2 separate regions of the Mus musculus genome follow, and region 2 is linked to region 1. The links are chromatin loops, found by intact Hi-C in ENCODE. Cell type or tissue: heart. All regions are shown on one strand. Region 1 overlaps Sgcb (sarcoglycan, beta (dystrophin-associated glycoprotein)). Region 2 overlaps Cwh43 (cell wall biogenesis 43 C-terminal homolog).

Region 1 (4,000 bases):
GGGAGGACTTAGGCCACCTGACAACCTGACTTTCAGACCATTGGAGGGCTGCAGCCCTGGCCTTAGCCTGCACACACACTAATAAGTCCTCTCTTTGTGTTAATCCCCACAATTATAAGCCTGCCTTGCATAGTCCAGAGTTGAGACACCCCCTTCTCTATGATAACGATTCTCTCATTACCCACAAGCTCGCCTTAGCATGTGCTTTCATTTTTAGATTACCAGCAATGCTACCAGTGACTTAAACATCAAAGTCGATGGGCGTGCAATTGTGCGAGGCAACGAAGGCGTCTTCATCATGGGCAAAACCATTGAATTTCACATGGGAGGAGATGTGGAGTTAAAAGCTGTGAGTATTTTTTCCTGTGTGAATTTAAGATAATTAATTTTGGAATAGTATATAATTACATGTGGAGTAGTATGTGGAAAATGATTTTTTGTCATGATGAGATGTTCAAAATGGATTGTGAAATGAAAGAAAATTATAAAATAATTTATAAGATATTTCATTTCTTTCAGAGCATGTGCAGTTTATAAAATCTGGAAGAATAGAGTAAAATAATAATGTTTAGCTAAGAGTGGTAGAATAACAGGTGATTTGATTTGTAAGTGTGCTTGTTTGCATTTTTATGTTATTTTAAAAGGAGAAAAGCCATAACCCAAGCAGCCCTTCTGAGAGAGAATTCTAGGAGATCTAACCATGTGTCCCTGACGTCGCTGCTGTTGTTCCACTGTAGGTTATTCCTGTTCGTTTCCAAGCTTTGTGACCAAAGCTGTAAGAAGAATACTTGAATGGGGCCACATGCTGTTATCTGACACCTGTTAGCTGTGAGGGAGAAAGTCTGTCATCACTGTGACCCCAGCTTCACAGGTCTCCCCAAAGCTTCAGTCAGCCTCCTACTTCATACAGAGCAGCTGCAGCCTGCACCCTGCTTACTGGCCTGGACTTTCAGCTAGAATGGAGTTACCCGCTTGCCTCTGGGCACCTTGCTCATCTTGCTTCCCTAGGGCTGAGGAAATTTGTGCTACCAAAGAGCATAAGGCACTAGCAGCCTGAGCACTTAGAAGTCATTCTCCCCTATCAAAATAAGTTCAGTGTTATAATTCGTAGAAATAATAAACCTTAGGAAGGAAAGTAGGTGTTTCACTTTGGCAGTTCCCCAACTGTTTAATCCCATCTCGGGATGATAAGATGAGCATAAGCTATAACTCCTGCCAGAGGCGCCGCAGCCGCCCTGAGGAGGTTTCCACGGCGCTGTGGTAGGGCGCTCTCTGAGGAATGACAAGCAGCCACGCCTGAAGCTTGCAGTTGACACTGAAGGTCAGAGAAGGGAGGTCTGAGGCCTTTGTGTAGAGAACGTGTGTGAGTTACCTGAATCTTTCATTCTGCCCTCCAGAAAAGTCTTGCCCCACTCCACCTTGTCAATGTGACAGGTCATGAAATAGTCTGAAGTACCCATACCTACTAATTTCTAATTTGTATTGAAAAATACTCAGCTTTGTAAGTCAGTTGGTATCGATCATTCGAGTGCAAGCTAATCATTAGCAATAATTTTGCCGCACTACTTCCTAAATGTTAACTTTCACTTTTATTTTAATTGGCATGTAATATTCTTACTTCTGTGGAACATTGTATGTTTTGATGTATGTGCACATGATCAAATTAGAACAGGCAGCATGCACATTACCTCAGATATCTTCTAAGGCTCTTAGACAAAGAACATTCAAACCTATCTCTCCTGACTCTTAGTGCACAAATACTGTTAACACTGGGTACTGAATGCTCGGCAAGAAATATTTTCAAGAAAGTAAAACTAAATGACCACAAGATGGCAGCATAGAAACAAAATCTGAAACAGCCCTCACCACTGCATCTCCCACATGCAACTTTCAGAATAATATTGAGTGCTTTGTTCTGAAAATTTGCATGTTCTGCCAGTAAAATCCATGCTGGTATTCCAAATTAAATAAGCTCTGGAATATGAAATGGTTCCATTCCAAACGTTCCAGGCAAACGCCTGTACATAACAGTGACCATTCTATTCTGCCCTCTGACAGTCTTAAGCCCCTCCCTAAAGTGACGACCCCCATGCTTAAAACCTCTGCGTTGGCCTTTCCTGTTCAGGAGGGTTCTCTAGTCCAGCTGCCTGCCTCCTTTCCCCACTTCCACACCCACAGGCATCTGAACTCCTCAAGTGTGACATCCTGATGTCCTGGCTCCTCAGCAGACGTGCATTTCTATCTGTGCTCGGCCCAACTGCCACTGGCAAAGCTCAGCTCCACCTGAAGGGCCCTGCAGCCCCCAGCTGCTTCTCGCCAATGCAGCTTCTGTCTGTGTGCAGGCTATTGCACTTCCCAGACTGTTGGAGCAGCCTGCTGGCTCCCTTTTGCTGTTCGCCCATTAGATACGAGCTGCTTCTCTACCCAGAAACTTGTAGCCACCGACATTTTCTATGAGATGGAGTCTCACCTGCACCTTAGGCTGGCCTGGGCTCAAATCCTCCTGCCTCTCAAGTGCTGGATCGGAACGCTGGGATATAGATTTGTGCCACAGCGCCTGCTTCAGACCTTTTAAAAAGACCCATCTCTATCACCCTCTAAGTGAGCTTCCCTTCCAGATAAAGCCCTAAGTCTATCAGCTCAGCCCCCACTATTTATAGGTCTGCCCCCACTATTTCTTTGTCTCACATCCTTCTGAGCCCCTTTCCCTTAACTTCTGAGCGTCCTGTACCCTGAACCTACATAAGACACACCCTCACTGTGGCCTCCACTGGCGAGCCTTCCCTAGTGACCCACATGCCCCACTCACTCACACCTCCACTTCTGTTGGGATGCAAACGACTGTCTCTGGCACCTTGTGTAAACTGCAGTCCTCAGCCACCCACCCTCTGTTCACCCTGCTTGTCTTCCCTTGTAGCATTTATGCCCCCGCATGCCCTAGAGTTTCCTGTGCTGACTTATTATCTGCCTCCCTCCAGTGAACAGCACTCTATAAGAACAAACTTGGCTGTTGAGCCCATGTTCACTGTCATCGCCCCAGTGCCTAGGATGGCGTCTGGCAGGTGACAGCATTTAGTCATTATTTGTTAAATGGGAGAGAAGAAAGGAGAGGAGGAGGGGGGGAGACAAGAAGAAACTTACTAGTCTCTTGGGAGGCTGAGATGGCTCAGTTGGAGAAGTGCCTCCAAACAAGCAAGGAGACCTGAGTTCAGAACCATCCATCACACACCCAAGTAAAAAGCCACGCATGACTGTGCCACGAGCCTGTAATCCTGCTGCTAAGGCTGTAGAGGCAGACGGATCAGACAGAGTAGCTGACTTGCCGAGCTCCAGATCCAGTGAGAGAGACAGAGACAGAGACAGAGACAGAGACAGAGACAGAGACAGACCTTGCAATAAGGAGTATGATAGCCACTGACAAAGGCATACATGTTCAACCTCTGAGCTCCATGTGTGCACATGCTCACACAAATGCTTGAGAGCGCGCGCGCGCGCGCGCACACACACACACACACACACACACACACGGTCTTAAGAGTGTACAGATGAGAATGATTCTGTAGCTATGAGTTTAAATAAGAAACCCTCAGTTTTTTTTGAAGGCCTAGTCTGATAAACTACATAGTTTTAATATTTAATTGAATTTCTACTAACTAAATTTAATTTCCTATAAGAGAAAAATACTCTTCTCCCCCAATCAATATCAACATCAGTCAATAAGTAAAAATTCTCTGGAGTCAAAAAGTGAAACTTACCCAAGACTTTGTCACTGTGCACAGGCTGTGATCTTGACTCGTGCTGGCGTGCTGAGTTGTAGGTTTGTGGATGTACAATATGGGCTGACTGGGCGAGGGGTCGCCTTTGAATCCTTGTGTGTATTGTGACTTTGCTGTGCCACAGTTGGTTTGATCATGGCTTTACTCTCTGACTGCCAACTCCTCCTCCTGCTAGTTCCTAAGTCCTGTCTAGTTTAGTGTCTCTCTTTCGTGCCCGCTGGTGG
Region 2 (4,000 bases), 210 kb after region 1:
AGGTAACCAACTTCCCTCAAAATATCCCCAAACAGGGTACTAAACCAGAGCTATTTCTGTTGGGAAAAGGTTTAAATTTTCACAATGAACAAGACGTAGATCCACACTTCAAACTGGGCTTGACAAACGCTTGACTGAGAAAAACCTTTCTGTAAAAACCAGTGAGTCAGTCTCATTCAAACATCTTCCTTAGGGCTGCAGAGATAGCTTTGCACTTAAGAGTACTCGCTGCTCTTGCAGACAAATGGAGTTTGGACATGTCAGGCATCCATGTCAGCCAGCTCACAACCACCTGTGACATCACCGTCAAGGCATCTGTTACACTCTTTTGGCCTCCTCTGGCTCCCACCCTCACATGGACATCCCCACTCACAGGGACACACATACACATAGTTAAAAATAAATCAAATCTTTACATTTCTATTCCAAACACGGAATCTGTTCAACTTTTTTTCAGTATTAACAAATCATGGCAGGTACGGAGACGTGGCTCAGAGGCAGAACGCTTGCCAACACACACACACACACACACACACACACAAAGGCTCTGCGTGTACTCTCAACATTCCGAGTAAATTTAACACACAGTGAAAGAAGAAAGTGTGGCAGTGACGTGAGATCCGGTTGTTAGGATCACAGCTAAAGAATGAATACCAAAGTAAAGGATCCAGGGCACTCATAAGAGGGAGGGATGTAACCTTCACAGAACAGCCTGGGCTTGTGTAGCCTACACCCTTACTTCAACGGAACATTTTTTGAATGTCTCCTCTGCTCTCTCGCCCAAATACTGACTGGGTATCTGGCTTTTAGTAGACTAATTACTGTAGGTATGAACAGAAAAATAGGCAAGTACATTGAGCTTTCAAGGGACTTACAGATCCAGAAAAAAACCTCGCTTTTGATAGGACCTATCAAGAGAATAGAGGCACCTCAGGAACTTCAAACAAAGTGAATTTAATACAGGGAGTTGGGCTGGGCATGGTGGCGCACGCCTTTAATCCCAGCACTCGGGAGGCAGAGGCAGGTGGGTTTCAAGACCAGCCTGGTCTACAGAGTGAGTTCCAGGAAAGCCAGAGCTACACAGAGAAACCCTGTCTCGAAAAAAAAAAAAATACAGGGAGTTGGTTACTTGAGTGATGAGAAGCCAATCAGGGAGCAGAGATACAATCAGAGGTTGGCAGCACTAGAAGACGGACAGACAGAAGTGACACTACAGAGTCAGTAGGAAGTAAACTCTGGCTAGAGGGGGGTGGGCTAATGCAGGGGCTGCCGCCATAGAAAAGACTCTACTGCCAGAGAAACCAGAAAAGGGGTAAGACATGCTCTGGCTTCTCCCTTTTGTCATCTTCCAACCTTGTGCCTTTTGTTGACTAAATCCACCTAGAAAGCAGAAGACAAAGGACTCTGGGAAATGCCATTCCTTGCACTGTAAAGACACCGGTGGGTGCAAGGAATAGATCCATGCGTAGTTGACAAACAGAGGCATTTTCCTAGAAAGATGGGGGAGTGTTACAGGAACAGAGCGAGATGGGGGAAGATCACTGGGAACCAAGAGGACTGGAGAGATCTGAAGGAGACTTGAAGACAGGAGCTAGCAGAGAACAGGTGCTGGATGGCCACTGTTAGCTAACACTGTTTCAAAATTGTTTGTGAAAATGTGTGGAAAGAAGGGAATGTCACTTAGTGCCCTTGGATCCCAGCAGTACATCTATTTGTGCCAATGACTCTGTAAGGACAGGGAGTGTTGTTGCTGCTGCTGTTGTTCCTATAGTCTGGTTTCACATGTAGATCCAAGCACTTCTGAATCCAAGCACATTTGTTCTGAATTCTTCCTAGTTGTGTGACCCTGACGGTCCACATCATCTAACCTCTCTCCACCTAGTGTCTTTATCTATGAAAAGGACCTTAATATGGCACTTTGCCCATACTACATGAAGATTAAACATGGTCACACATGTATGAAGAACTACCACCCAAGAAACAGTCATGGGCTCATATGGCCATTTGCATCCCAGATGCACAAACAACCAGCAACACAGGGACAATAATCTAAGGATTTTTGTTTTGTTTGTTTGTTTTGAGATAGGAAGTCAAAAAGGCTACTTCATTTTTAAAAAAATCAAAGTGATATATATGTTAATAGTATTTCCTGGCATTTGTATACTATCAAGTAATCCAAAGAAACTCACTCATGATTCCCAAAGTGTGTCACCACAAAATCCACCAGTCTGTTGGAGACGTTAACTGTCATGGTTATGGCTGGTGCGATCTCGCCCTCTGGCGACGGAAGAAGGTGATGTTCCGATCTGACAATCGGGTACCGAGACAGCACCATAATCCTGTAGAAATGAGAAAAAGCAGAGCAGTTTGATTCTCAGGCTGTCATGAAGATGAGACAAAGGAAGTGCATTCAAAGGCCATGTCACGTGGCAGCTATCCACCGAGGGGCACTCAGAGCAGGAGTGTGGTGAAGACTCCTGTGGAAATCTGATCGCTGGTTCACTGCCTCTTCCTATTCAGCCTGTCTTGCTGTGTTCATCACAGGACCAGAAGCGTTGCGGCAAATGCCATGGAGGCGTGAAACCAGCATCATTGATAAAATGAAAAACCCACCTGGCTTGTGCTGTTACTGTAACAACATCCCAAGGCCACTACCATGAGCTCTCTCTCTCTCTCTCTCTCTCTCTCTCTCTTTCTGCCCCTTGTTTTCTCCATGCATAGTGTGGATCACAGTCTCAGACTATCTGGTTTATTTCTTTGTGAACGTGTTTCTAGTTGTCCTTCAGTCTCTGCAAAGGACTGGTTCCAGGATACCCACAAAAACACACATGTTCAGATGTTCACCCTATGTAAAATCATATCACATTTACATACAATCTGTACACGTCTTCAGCTGCGTGTATTAACTCATTTCTAGGCTGTCTTATAGCCTCTAAATTAAGGCCCATACATTACTTGAATCTAATAGAGTTCATAATGAGTGGCAAATCCAGGTCTTACCTTTTTGGAAACTTTCTATTTTTTACAGACTTTTATTTACTTATTTATTTGTTTATCTATCTACTTACTTATTTATTGGGGACTGGGTATGCACCTGTCTGTGCTCACAGGGGCCAAAAGAGGGAGTCAGCTCCCTCAGAGCTAGAGTTTTGGTATTTGCAGAGACGCTGAATTTGCTATGTGTGGTGGGATCTTAACTCTGGTCCTCGTGAATGCACAGCAAGTGCCTGGAGCCGCCCAGCCATCTCTCTAGCCCCAGTCTTTGGAGCGCTCTAAACTTTTTCAAATATGTTCAATGTCAAATTGTTTGAATGCAGGAGCAATGACGCTAAAGGCCAGGCCAACTGTGTTCTTGTCTTTTACACTACAATGTAAGTTACCTGAAAATATTAGACAGGCCCAACATTACAACTTCACCCCAACCTTGAAGAACTGATCTGTATGAAGAAGCAGTAATGTCCAGCCCTCAGGAGTCACTGTGAAAATCCATGGCTACGCACAGTGTTAGCACTCCCCTGCCACTGAGTCACTGAGACATGGTCACAGGACAATGTCAACTTCCCAGCCCAAGCCACAACTGCTGCTTCTTCGCATTAATTCCGAAGCTACACTCACCCCCAGGTGTGATCCCTGGTGCTTGGCCCAAAGTCTGTGTAGAAACCCAGCTTCTCCCCCAGCCACATTGTTAAGTCGTTGTTCCCTATATAGGGCTTGGAAGCATCGCTCTCCAAAATGGTGATAAAATCTGCACCTGTTTGGGGGAAAGGGGACGGAAAAGCAGCCAGAAAGGAAACCACAATATAAAAAGCAATTAGCAAGAACTTGATGGATTTCATTATTGTTTTGTTTTGTTGGGGCAAGGGCTGGCCTCAAACTCATGATTTTCCTACTTCTTCCTCCCAAGTATAGATGTATACCACCACGCCCAGCAGAATGCTATTATTATTGAGCCTTGCCTTCACTCATAAACCCCAAAATAATTCATTCTTATGTGTCACCA

The links. Peaks named below come from ENCODE experiments on the same cell type or tissue, not always from the same donor. Only the 100,000 strongest peaks of a DNase experiment are listed, where the experiment ranks them.
Region 2: a loop joins it to region 1, with 6 times the contacts of the local background. A loop is called at or near these places in 40 of 42 quality-filtered maps.

The regions. Positions count from the first base shown.
Region 1 is chr5:73,635,732-73,639,731 of GRCm38, reverse strand. It overlaps Sgcb (sarcoglycan, beta (dystrophin-associated glycoprotein)), which reads left to right. Exons shown (of 6, transcript NM_011890.5): 5 at 218-349. Among named protein-coding and RNA genes, the nearest start is that of Lrrc66, 5.3 kb to the right of the region's middle. In heart, a CTCF peak has its summit at 1,824 (motif pointing right); no DNase peak of the experiment used is centred here; H3K27ac peaks cover 275 bases.
Region 2 is chr5:73,430,163-73,434,162 of GRCm38, reverse strand. It overlaps Cwh43 (cell wall biogenesis 43 C-terminal homolog), which reads right to left. Exons shown (of 16, transcript NM_181323.2): 11 at 3,616-3,751; 12 at 2,190-2,339. Among named protein-coding and RNA genes, the nearest start is that of Cwh43, 26 kb to the right of the region's middle. In heart, a CTCF peak has its summit at 2,278; a DNase peak (open chromatin) is centred at 2,282; H3K27me3 peaks cover 435 bases.